Linked DNA regions of Homo sapiens: region 1 is linked to region 2. Evidence: chromatin loops called from intact Hi-C (ENCODE). Cell type or tissue: PC-9. All regions are shown on one strand. Each heading gives the region's core, and the rest is flanking DNA. Links, peaks and the distances in the headings are about the cores only. Region 1 holds the start of PGAP6 (post-GPI attachment to proteins 6). Region 2 holds the start of WDR90 (WD repeat domain 90).

The links. Hi-C counts contacts between places; a loop is a spot of excess contacts. Peaks named below come from ENCODE experiments on the same cell type or tissue, not always from the same donor. Only the 100,000 strongest peaks of a DNase experiment are listed, where the experiment ranks them.
Region 1: it touches region 2 in a loop (4-fold over the local background); 8 of 110 quality-filtered maps call a loop at or near these places.

Annotation. Positions count from the first base shown.
Region 1 is chr16:380,772-386,228 of GRCh38, reverse strand. PGAP6 (post-GPI attachment to proteins 6) reads left to right here and starts at 4,251. Exons shown (of 13, transcript NM_021259.3): 1 at 4,251-4,528. The coding sequence starts at 4,408. It overlaps LOC100134368 (a long non-coding RNA gene), which reads right to left and starts at 3,988. Exons shown (of 3, transcript NR_024453.2): 1 at 3,752-3,988; 2 at 2,800-2,939. RefSeq lists silencers at 3,785-4,134, 4,155-4,384, 4,425-4,574, 4,705-4,824 and an enhancer at 4,259-5,158. In PC-9, for the core only: no CTCF peak of the experiment used is centred there; a DNase peak (open chromatin) is centred at 2,698; H3K4me3 peaks cover 2,500 bases; H3K27ac peaks cover 269 bases.
Region 2 is chr16:645,920-651,131 of GRCh38, reverse strand. It overlaps MCRIP2 (MAPK regulated corepressor interacting protein 2), which reads right to left. Exons shown (of 5, transcript NM_138418.4): 3 at 3,588-3,715; 4 at 3,248-3,349; 5 at 2,658-3,012. The coding sequence ends at 2,942. WDR90 (WD repeat domain 90) reads right to left here and starts at 1,767. Exons shown (of 41, transcript NM_145294.5): 1 at 1,706-1,767; 2 at 1,278-1,369; 3 at 965-1,141; 4 at 770-878; 5 at 423-593; 6 at 29-137. The coding sequence starts at 1,715. LOC105371038 (a long non-coding RNA gene) reads left to right here and starts at 1,819. Exons shown (of 2, transcript NR_135177.1): 1 at 1,819-2,177; 2 at 2,517-2,674. RefSeq lists silencers at 1,393-1,522, 1,633-1,732 and enhancers at 908-1,730, 3,153-3,202. In PC-9, for the core only: a CTCF peak has its summit at 2,924; DNase peaks (open chromatin) are centred at 1,831 and 5,031; H3K4me3 peaks cover 3,232 bases; H3K27ac peaks cover 2,000 bases.

The DNA of each region.
Region 1 (5,457 bases), core at 270-5,269, 260 kb after region 2:
TTTGATATTTTTATCCAAGACAACTATAATAATGCTTATTGCTGCTGGGCGAAGAGCACACCGACTGTGGAAAGCTGCTCCCACACCCAGCAACCCTCCCCTCCGGCCAGGCTGCAGGCAGCTGGAGTCTACCCTCACCCAGGCTCACTAGAGGGGGACCTGGGGAGGGGGCTTGAGGGTCTTCCTGTTTGTTTGGAAATACGATGCGTCCCTGTTATCCAGCAACTGGATTTTTCACTTTACTGACATTCCTTCTGAAGACACATTTATAGACCCATCTAAAAGTTGCATAAATATTCAGAGTAGGCCGGGCGCGGTGGCTCACGCCTGTAATCCCAGCACTTTGAGAGGCTGAGATGGGCAGATCACGAGGTCAGGAAATCGAGACCATCCTGGCTAACATGGTGAAACCCCGTCTCTACTAAAAATACAAAAAATTAGCCGGGTGTGTTGGCAGGCGCCTGTAGTCCCAGCTACTCGGGAGGCTGAGGCAGGAGAATGGCGTGAACCTGGGAGGCGGAGCTTGCAGTGAGCCAGGATCGCGCCACTGCACTCCAGCCTGGGCGACAGAGCGAGATTCCATCTCAAAAAAAAAAAAAAAAAAAAAAAATCAGAGTAGGCCGGGCGCTGTGGCTCATGCCTGTAATCCCAGCATTTTGGGAGGCCGAGGCGGGCGGATCATGAGGTCAGGAGATCGAGACCATCCTGGCTAACAGGGTGAAATCCCATCTCTACTAAAAACAAAAAAAATTAGCCAGGAATGGTAGCGGGCGCCTGTAGTCCCAGCAACTCGGGAGGCTGAGGCAGGAGAATGGCGTGAACCCGGGAGGTGGAGCTTGCGTGAGCCGAGATCGCATCACTGCACTCCAGCCTGGGCGACAGTGAGGCTCCGTCTCAAAAAAAAAAAAAAAAAAAAAATCAGAGTATATTATAGCATGATTTATTTACCCATTGCCCTCATGGAGCGCCCAGGTTTTTCCAAATACAAGCAGTTCTGCTGCAAACATCCTTGTGTGTCTGTCTCTAGGCCTTAGTGTTCTCCATTACATTTTTTTTTTTTTTGAGATGGAGACTTGCTCTGGTTGCCCAGGCTGGAGTGCAGTGGCCTGATCCCTGCTCACTGCAAGCTCCACCTCCCGGGTTCAAGTGATTCTCCTGCCTCAGCCTCCTGAGTAGCTGGGATTACAGGCTCATGTCACCATGCCTGGCTAATTTTTATATTTTTAGTAGAGACAAAAATAATTCGCCATGTTGGCCAGGCTGATCTTAAACTCCTGACCTCAGGTGACCCGCCCACCTTAGCCTCCCAAAGTGCTGGGATTATAGGCATTAGCCACCGCGTACGGCCTCTCCGTTACTTTTTTTTTTTTTTTGAGATGGAGTCTCGCTCTGTCGCCCAGGCTGGAGTGCAGTGGCGCAATCTTGGCTCACTGCAACCTCCACCTCCTGGGTTCACGCCATTCTCCTGCCTCAGCCTCTGGAGTAGCTGGGACTACAGGCACCTGCCACCACGCCCGGCTAACTTTTTATATTTTTAGTAGAGAAGGGGTTTCACCATGTTAGCCCAGGATGGTCTCGATCTCCTGACCTCGTGATCCGCCGGCCTCAGCCTCCCAAAGTACTGGGATTACAGGCGTGAGACACCGCGCCCGGCCCTCTCCATTACATTTTAATGTTGGCACAATAATTTTCAGAAGGTTGAGGGGGTTCACATGCCTGCCAGCAAAGTGTGAGCATCTGTTGTGGCAAGGGCTGCGTGGCTGTTTTTTGACAAAGTGGCTTGTTTTGTTTCCCTGACCAGTAGCCTGACTGAGCTGTGTTTCCTGTTACAGAAGAGTCTCTCCATTGCCAACACTCTGTGACTTAGCAGACGTCTCTGGACTTCCGTCTGGGGATTCTTACCCACCTTCAAGTTCACCAGCCCTCAGCTGGAGCACTGGAAGTGGGGGCTCTGCCGCTTCTCTCCCTCTCCGGTGGGTGACTTGGGGCACAGGAACCTCAGACTAAGGTGACTCACTCAGGGGAGGGCAGTGGGAGGAGGGGGGCTTGGGCCCAGCCTGGAGCAGGGACTGGGTCTGGAGCAGTCCTGGGTGCTGGTGCTGACCTTGGTTGCTGGGTGCAGTCCGGCACAGCACACTCAAATCACGGCTCAGCAAAATCTGCAATCTGACCTCCGTGCCTTTAAAATGAGAACCCCTGGGAGCCCCCCTTTCCCCTCAGTCGGGGCTGAGGACGGCCCAGCTGGGATTCCCGGGAAACAAAGGGTCTCTTTAAGGCTCAGCCGGGGCTTCCTTCCTCCCCGGCCAACACCCTCCACCTCCGCTGCTCTGGCCTTCAGGGGTCTGGGCTCGTGGAGTCAGCTTCCCCTCCCCCGCTCCGTAAACCCTCACCACCCGCTGCGGCGTTCAAAAGGTACAAACAGGTATGGTCCCTGCGGCCATCCCCATCCCCACCCCGCCTCTCCTCCTCCAAGGTCAACCAGTGTAGCCGGTGCTGGATCATTCCAGACATTCGATGCCTTTGACACACACAAAGGAAACGTGTTTTTCTCCCTTTTCTACACAAATGGTAGAGCTTTGAACACACCGTTCTTCCTGTTCCTTTCTTGCAGCTACTGCTGCACCTGGTGGACCATTTCCAAGCAGCACAGCGCTTCCTGTCTTTCCTGTCTCGGCCACGCTCTGTCTCGTTTAGACCCCGTATGAATGATTTGAATGTCCCACCGGCCAGTGACACGCATGTAGGCGGTGCCACATTGACTCACTGGACGCATGCAGTGTGCCACTTCCGTGAACGTACCTGGAGGGAAAAACGCAGAGGTGGAATTCCCGAGGGAAGGTCATTGCTGCTGTTACTTCAGTGGACAAGTCGGGGGGGTTCCCACGAGGCTCCCACATCCTCTGCCTGCTGCAAGCAGTGTCTGTGGGCCACAGTCTCACCTGTTAGTACAGTTTTTATTTGCCAATGTGTTAGGTGAAAGGAAAAAGAAGTCACTTTAATGGGGTTTTCCTTTAATTTTTTTTTTTTTTAAACTTTTTACCCTCACATCCTGGGAAGGACACTTTAGTGTTTTGTTTTTTGTTTTTGTTTTTGTTTTTGTGTTTTTGTTTTTTGAGACGGAGTCTCGCTCTGTCGCCCAGGCTGGAGTGCGGTGGCGCGATCTCGGCTCACTGCAACCTCCGCTTCCCGGGTTCAGGCGATTCTCTGGCCTCAGCCTCCGGAGTAGCTGGAGTAGTTTTTAATTTGCATTTCTGCGCTGAGGGAGGAGGATCAGCGTATCCCTGGCAGCTGTCCTTCAGTATTTTCTAGGGGAGCGTTTCTGTGATTGATTTAGAGCTGTTTATTACTGCACTGTTACTAGTCTTATTAAGGTGAGCTCTGCGGTGTGAGCTGCAAGCTGTGTCCCCCACCTCCCAGTCGGGGGCTCGTCTTTTGGACTTCGCTTATGCAGTTTGGCTTTGCAGACGCCCCCACCCCCCTCCCACCCACGACGCGGCGGAACTTCTGGACTCTGTGCCACGCTTGGAAAAGCCGACTTGGCCCTAAGACGGAAAAAGCTTCCCCGAGTTTTCTAGGCTTTATCGCTTCCTTTTTTCGGCTCAAATCTTACATGGTGGGAATCCATCCAGGTGCAAAGCGCCGGGAGTTGATGCCACGCACCCGTGTGAACCGCCACCCCGATCGGGTACTACAGTCCCTAAACACAAGCAGCCTTCTCGTCTGTGCATAAAAGCGTGGATCTGACACGCACCTGCAGCGGCTCTGCGGCGTGAAGGCCGGCCCGGGGGTCCCCGTGCTGAGGCGCCTGACTCAGGCCCACGCGCGCCGGGCGGGGCAGGGCAGGGCGCGGGTTCCTCTCGGTCCCAGGCGGAGGTCGGCGCCTCTGCCCCCCGCGGGCTCCCCGAGCCTGCCACGGAGGTCCCGGCCGAGCGGAGCTGGGACTCAGCGAACCGGCGGGGAAGCCCCGCGGAGCCCACGCCTCGGGGAGAATTTCCTGCGTGTTCCGAGCGCGCCCGGCGCGACCTCTCCGTCCTGGGACCCCCGCGATCCCTCCATCCCGCGCCCTCCCTCCAGCGTCCCCCCGGACCGCGCGCGCCCCGGTCCGTCCCCCGCGCGCCCCACGTGACCCCTCCCCCCTACCGGCGCCCCACGTGACCCCTCCCCCCGGCGTCCGCGCCCCCCCCGGTCCCGCCCCCCGACCCCGCCCTCGCCTTCCCGGCTCGGCCTGCGGGGCGGGGCCTGCGGGCGGAAGTGCCCGGGGCGACGGCGGCGGGGACCGGCCGGGCCATGGGCGCCGGGGGCAGAGGCGGAGGCGGCAGAGGCGGAGGCGGCAGAGGCTGCCCGGGCGGCGGCGGGGGCCGGCGGCGCGGGACGCGGGCCGGGTAGCGCCGGGCCGAGCGCGGAGCCATGGGCCGGGCTGGCACCGGGACCGGGGGCGAGGCGGTGGCCGCGGTGGTGGCGGGGCCGCTGCTGCTGCTGCTGCTTGCCCGGCCCCCGCCTGCCTCCGCCGGCTACAGCGGGAAGAGCGGTGAGCGGGAGGCGCGGGCGCCATCGGGGGCGTGGGGCCGGGGCTGCGGGCGGGGCGGGATTGTGACACCCCGGGCGCACCTGTGCGCTCATCTGGCGCCGGCGCGGGGTTGGGGGTCCCCGCCGCGGGTTGGGGGTGCACAGTGGCCCTTTGGGGCGCTTCGTGTCCTAGGGGTCGAGGCGGACGGGACCCCGCGCTTCCTCCTCGGTCCCCCGATCGGGGTTGGGCCACATCGGCCCCTGGAGCGCCCCCTCCCCTCCCTCCTCCTCCCAGAGCGCCCAGGTCCGGCGCGCCCGGCGCGGGGAAGTGGAGGGGCCCAGGGGACTCTGCCCGGGACTCCAGCTGGGAGGAGTGGCTGGGCCGTGAGCTCACCGGCCGGGTCCGGCCTGAGAGAGGGGCAGAGCCGGGAGAAAGTTGTTAGACCCTGTAGCGGGGGCCCGTGGGCGTCATGGCTCCAGCCCTTCCGCAGTGACCCCCAGCCCTGGTACGGCCGCTTCCTGCCGCCGGCCCGGCTTCTGGGAGGAGGGACTCCCAGCTGGCGGAAGAGGGGCTGAGGAAAGGGCGCCCCTCTCCCCTCTTGTTGGGAAACTCGCCGGGCTCCCTTTGCATTTCTGTTCCCTGAGGGTCCCCGTCCCTGACTGAGGTCCAAGGAGGCGGCTGGACCAGGGAGAAGGCGTAGCCCTTCCACGGGGTAGGGACGTGGGTGTGGAGACCGTCAGGCCTTGGCCACCCTGAGATGGTGAGGACTTGCCCCGGCCTCTGTGGCCTGGGACTCTGGAGGGGCCGTGTCCTTTCTGGCCGGCTGGAAGTTCCCACACGTCCCCAGCCACGCGGGTGCCCAGGTGCCCGGCAGCTGATGCGGTGCTGTTCCCCGACTTCCCGGCCCCCAGCCCCTCCCCTCCCCTGCCCCTGAAATAATGCTCCTTTGA
Region 2 (5,212 bases), core at 213-5,212:
CTCCCTCGAAAGAAGCAGAACCACTCACCGGACGTGGATGTAGCGGTCATGCCAGCTCTCTCCCTTGGGCACAGGGAATGCCATTTCCCGAGGCATAGGAGTCACGGGCAGCTTTGCCCACTGGGCCCCAGAGATGGCTACAAGGAGCAGGGTTGTTCCAGGTCAAGGGAGGCTGTTTAGCCACCTGAACACAGGGCACCCGCCAAGGCACTGCCACGCCACCAGCCCAGCCACCGCCCCACCCCAGGGCTGCCTCTGGGATGGGTTCTGACCCCAGGGCTGCCTCTGGGATGGGTTCTGGCCAGAGCTCAGAGACAGCACAGCTCGAGCACTGTATTTTCCCAAGCACCCTGGACTTGGGCCTCTCCAGGGCTGAGAGCATGGGTGAGATATGGAGTGGGGAGTGCAGGTGCGGCCCTCACCAGGCTCAAAGCACAGGTCACTGGTGTACAGGTTCCTGACCAGCAGGCTGGCGCACAGCCTGATGCTCTTGAGATGGCCGTAGCACCGGTTCAGGTAGACCAGGAGAACGTCCTGCAGATCGAGCTGCAGGCAGGTCCAGCGGGCTCCGGAGGGGGCCAAACCCACCAGATCTGCAGGATGGGCACTCAGGGTCAGCGCCCACCCTCCTGACAGCCCGCGACTCCCAGAACTGTGAGCTTGTGCCCCCGCCAGGTTGTCCTCCAGGCCGCAGAGGAGCCTCACTGGGCCTGCACCAACTCCCTCCAGCCACCTGTCCTGGATCATCCACACCCCATCTTGGTGTCACCTCTCTGAGGTGTCCTGGCCTCCAGGACCAAGGGAAACTGGAGCCACGTGGCCGTAGACTTAAACTCCTTGAAGAGGTTGGAGAAAGACACACGGATGACTTGGTTGTCCTGTGGGGACGGAGCAGGGCCGTGAGGAGACAGGGGCCGCAGGGGTGCCGGGGCTCCCACGCAGCCCCCAGCCGCGGGCTCCGTACCTTGGAGGACACATCGAGGTGGATGACGAAGTGCTTGCTGGGCAGGGGCCGAAAGAGCACATACAGGTATCGTCCCGTCAGCCCCAGAGACTGGGTGCTGCTCTTAGGGAGCTGGATGTAGTTGGCGGCAGAGACTGAGCCCCGAATGCGATACACGGCGCCCTTCAGGGTCTTGTCCTGGAGAAGCGGGAGCCCGCATCACCGACAGCACCCAGAAGAAGTGCAGCGGGGGCGAGGGGGCCCTCGGGGGCGGGGCAGCTCTCCTGGGGGCAGGGCAGGGGTGTGGGCTCCGGGCGAGCCCCCGGCCGCCTACCGTGACCACGGCCACGTCCCCCTGCTTGGCGGAGCGCTTCCACTCGTCCACCCGGAAGTGTCTGAAGACGTTGAGGAACGGGTGCTGCCACGCTGCGGGGAGCGGGCGCCGGGCGTCAGGGGACTCGGCCACGCGAGCCGGGGCCACTGCGGGGCTGGGCCGGGCCTCGGGGACCAGGCAGGAGCCGGGGCTCTCCGCGCCTTCCCCGGCGACGCCAACGCCAGCTAGGCTGGCGGGACGAGGCCGGGCGCCCGAGGGAAGCCAAGCTCCGGGAGCCCGAGGGTGGGCGCCCGGCAGACGGGACCCTGCCTGAGCGGGGACTCTGGCCTCAGGGCCTAGGCGGGGGCCCTGAGCGCTCCGGCCGCCGACCCTGGACCCCGGAACCCCGGAACCCGGGATCCTCGGGACCCCCGCCAGCCGCGCGCTACCTCGGGCCATGGCGCCGCCGCTCGAGCTTCCCGCCTAGGCCTCCGCGCGCCCAGCGCAGAGTACGCCCCGCGACGCCAGGCAACGGCTGCCTGGCAACGGTGCCACTTCCGCCATTACTTCCGCCGTCATGGCGGCGCCCTGGCCACGTGACCTCCCCGGTGGGAGTACCCCGCTCACGTCAGCGGCCTCCAGGGTTGCTCCAGCCGCGAATCCCGCTGCCCTTTGCCCCGCGGGCCTCCCAAGGCAGCCCCCTGTTAGCCCGACCGGCTTCGAAGCCCGCGCCGGTTGCGGATCCTCCGCCGCGCCCACCTGTCAGCGCCTCGGCCGGCCGGGGCTCCCGCCGCATGCAAGCAGCGAGGCGAGGTCGCGCTGAGGCCTGGCCATGCCACGGACGGCCGGGCCTCACCCTGCCGCTCTCTCGCCGTCCAGAGGCCCCTGCTCCACACCTGGGTACCCTGGGTCCTGACTCAGGTGGGCTGGGTCATCCCCGTCCATCAGGGAAGGTAGTGCGGGCGCCCGCGGAGGGGCTGGTTCCCACGTTCGTCCTATCAGGTTCCCCACGTACTCCTTCGCCCAGTGTCCTGCGGCCGGGCCCGGCGGATTCAGAATGGGACCTGGCGTTCTGAGACACAGCCCCAGTGCCGGTAGTGGGGGGTGGTGGACTGCACTCCGGGGCCATTTAATGTCTTTAGGCCTTGAGTCTCGGCTTCGGTCCCAGTCAACGCCAACGGGAGAGGAAAGAGGAACCAAGTGGGGTCCCCAGACTTCCAAGCAAGGTGGGCTGGCTAACGTCCCTCCTACCTGTCGCAGGGCAGCTGGGTGAGAAGCTAACGGCTTGAAGGAACAGGGCTACAAGGGGAGTTTGTGCTGGGCCTGGCGTCCCAGGCTGTGGACTGGAACTGGACATGAGAACCCCCCCTACACCCTCCCAAGTCAAAGACACTCCAAAAAGACAGTTTCTCCACTTTATTAGCCTGGAGCTCCTCCCTGCCAGCCCCAGGGGCTGGTCGCTGGTCCCTGGGCACAGTGAGCAGGGCTGAGGTCAGACGGGTTCGGCCCTTGGCCATGGCAGCTTGGTTGGGACAGCCGGGCCAAGGGAAAAAAAGGTGCAAAAGTCCAAATGCTGGCACTTCAGGTGTGGCCGGCACCCAGCCAGGCGCAGTGGGTGGGCAGGGCGCCATGCTTCTCTCCTGGCGACAGGTCGGCCGTGTAGCAGCGCCCCCTCCCAGCAGCCACTAGGAACAGCTGGTGATTCTCGCCAGGAACTGCTGCGCCCACCACTCGTCTAGGTCAATGGGCACAAAGTCTGTGGGCAGAGAAGGCTGGGCAGTGATGCTGCCTCCCAGGCCAGCCGGCAAGTCTCCCCTGGAGCTAACCACAAGCCGCTCACCCGGACTCCGAGTGCGGCAGGCGCTGGGAAGAAGGGGTTTCTGCACAAGAGTCCCCTCCCTCATCCCCTGGGGTGGGAACCTGGCAGGGCCTGGGTCAGGATCAGAGGGGCTGGGGGGTCTCTCCTGGGGGGACAGGGTTGGGGGGCTCACTCTGCAGCCGGGGATTGGGGGTCCTCTCCACGTACTGCACAGGCCTTGGCCCGCCCTCACCGGCTGGGCCACCATCCAGCTGCTGTTGCACCTGCTGCCAGGCTGTGGGAGGAGGGCAGTCGGGCTGAGCCAGGTCCCAGGCACCCCATCGCCCACCCAGGGCCTGATGGTCACCCTGGACTCCAGCCCCACACAGGGCTGGTCACAGGACACAAGGGCAGAGTGCCAAGGAAAAGCACAGCCATGCAGCGGCTGTGGGTCAGCTTGAAGTGGGGCCATCCCGGGTCCATGGTTTTGCGACCCAGCAGCCTATGCCGCACCCTCTGGCCCCGCTCGCTACCTTCGGACACAAAGCGGACATTCTCCTCGTGGGCCACTGTGTAGGTCTCCTGGGTCCCCTCGAAGGATGGGGACGTGGAGGGGGCCCGCCGGCCATTCACACGATTGAACACAAGCCTTGGCCCTGGACTGCAGGAAGGGAGGAGACGGACATGGTTGGTGCCCATCCCAGGTGCGGTGCTGCCTGGCAGAACTCAGGAGCAGCCCCGGGCCAGCCCACTTTCCCCAGACTTGGCCAGCCTAGGCACTTCCTGAACCAGAGAGAGCAGCCACCCACAGCAGCCGGTGGCCCAGGCCTCTCTTGCAGTCCCCAAGCCATCGGCAGCTCAGCTCACACCTGCAGCCCTGTGTCCTGAGGGAAGTGAGTGACTGTAGGGTGGGGGCCTCAGTCTTAGAGTGTCCCAAACCTTTGGTCGGGCCCCACTCAGTACCCCTCCCCGAGGGTCTTGCAGGTGCCCATGCTGCCACCTGCATCCCATCAGCAGCCCAGATTCTGACCTGAGCCACGACCCAGTCCATGACCATGTCTCTCTGCCCCAACCCCCCCACTCTGGGTGTAGTTCTAGGCCACATTCTCGCCCCACAGAAGCACCTCCATCTCCACGATGTTTCCCTCCATGGACGGATGGACCTGGACGGGAACGGGGGCCTTTGCCCTCTCCCTGGCTGCCCCCACGTCCCATGGGATGAGGACTGGGTGCCGGGATGGGCAGTCCCTGAGTCGGGAGAGTGACTATAACCCTCGCCCACTCCCCACCGGCCCGAGACAAGGGGCGATGCCAAAGGAGATGGCTCCCGCAGTGCCGCACGCAACGTCTGGTGGGCCCCTGGGCCCGTCCCGGCCAGCCGGGCCCAGGGCAGGGATGAGCGGCCCCAGCTGGCCGAGCCCTGAGCACACAAAGCCCGGGACAGGGCCGTGGAGGGAATGGGGCCGCACCTACAGCCGGAGGTGGGAGCCGGGAGTCCTGGGCTGCGCCTGCTCCGCCAGGCACTCGCGGTCCCGGCCGGCCTGTTGCCTTCCTGGGCTCAGGTGCCCCAGCGCCGCTCTCGGTTCCTCCTCAGCTGAGAGGGGCACTAAAATAAAGAGGAGTGTCTTGAGGGGCGCAGGGTCCTGCCGGCCCCAGGGCTGGCAGGGTCTGGTGGCCACAGAGGATCTTAAAACGTGCAGGTGGAGATGGGACAGGGGCAGGGGCACCTCCCAGGCCTGCCCGCTGCCTGAGTTTCTGCACAAACCACAGGGAATAAAGTTTGTCCACTTGGAAAGCCCCCTTGCCTGCAACCCACTCCCACCTCGGAAAGCCAGAAACTCCAAGAAAGCTTGGAGGTTGGATTATCAATGTCTAAGAAGACAAGAACATTGCCAGGGGCTGTGAATCGAAGGGCGGAGGTGGCGGCTCTCGGGCAGAGATGGGCCCCAGGAGGCAGGCACCGCCCCAGGGGCTCTGGTTACGTAAGGCTGCTGCTCTCTGGGGGAAAGGGCACCGGCCCGGCGAGCACCTATGGATCACCGCCAACCTCTCCCACTTCCAGGGACACTGCTCCGGGCAAACTTCAGCCCAGGGAGGTGAAGGCTGTGGAGTGCATCCTCTCCTCTCCCCTCCACAGCCCATCCCTTTTTCAGCCCAT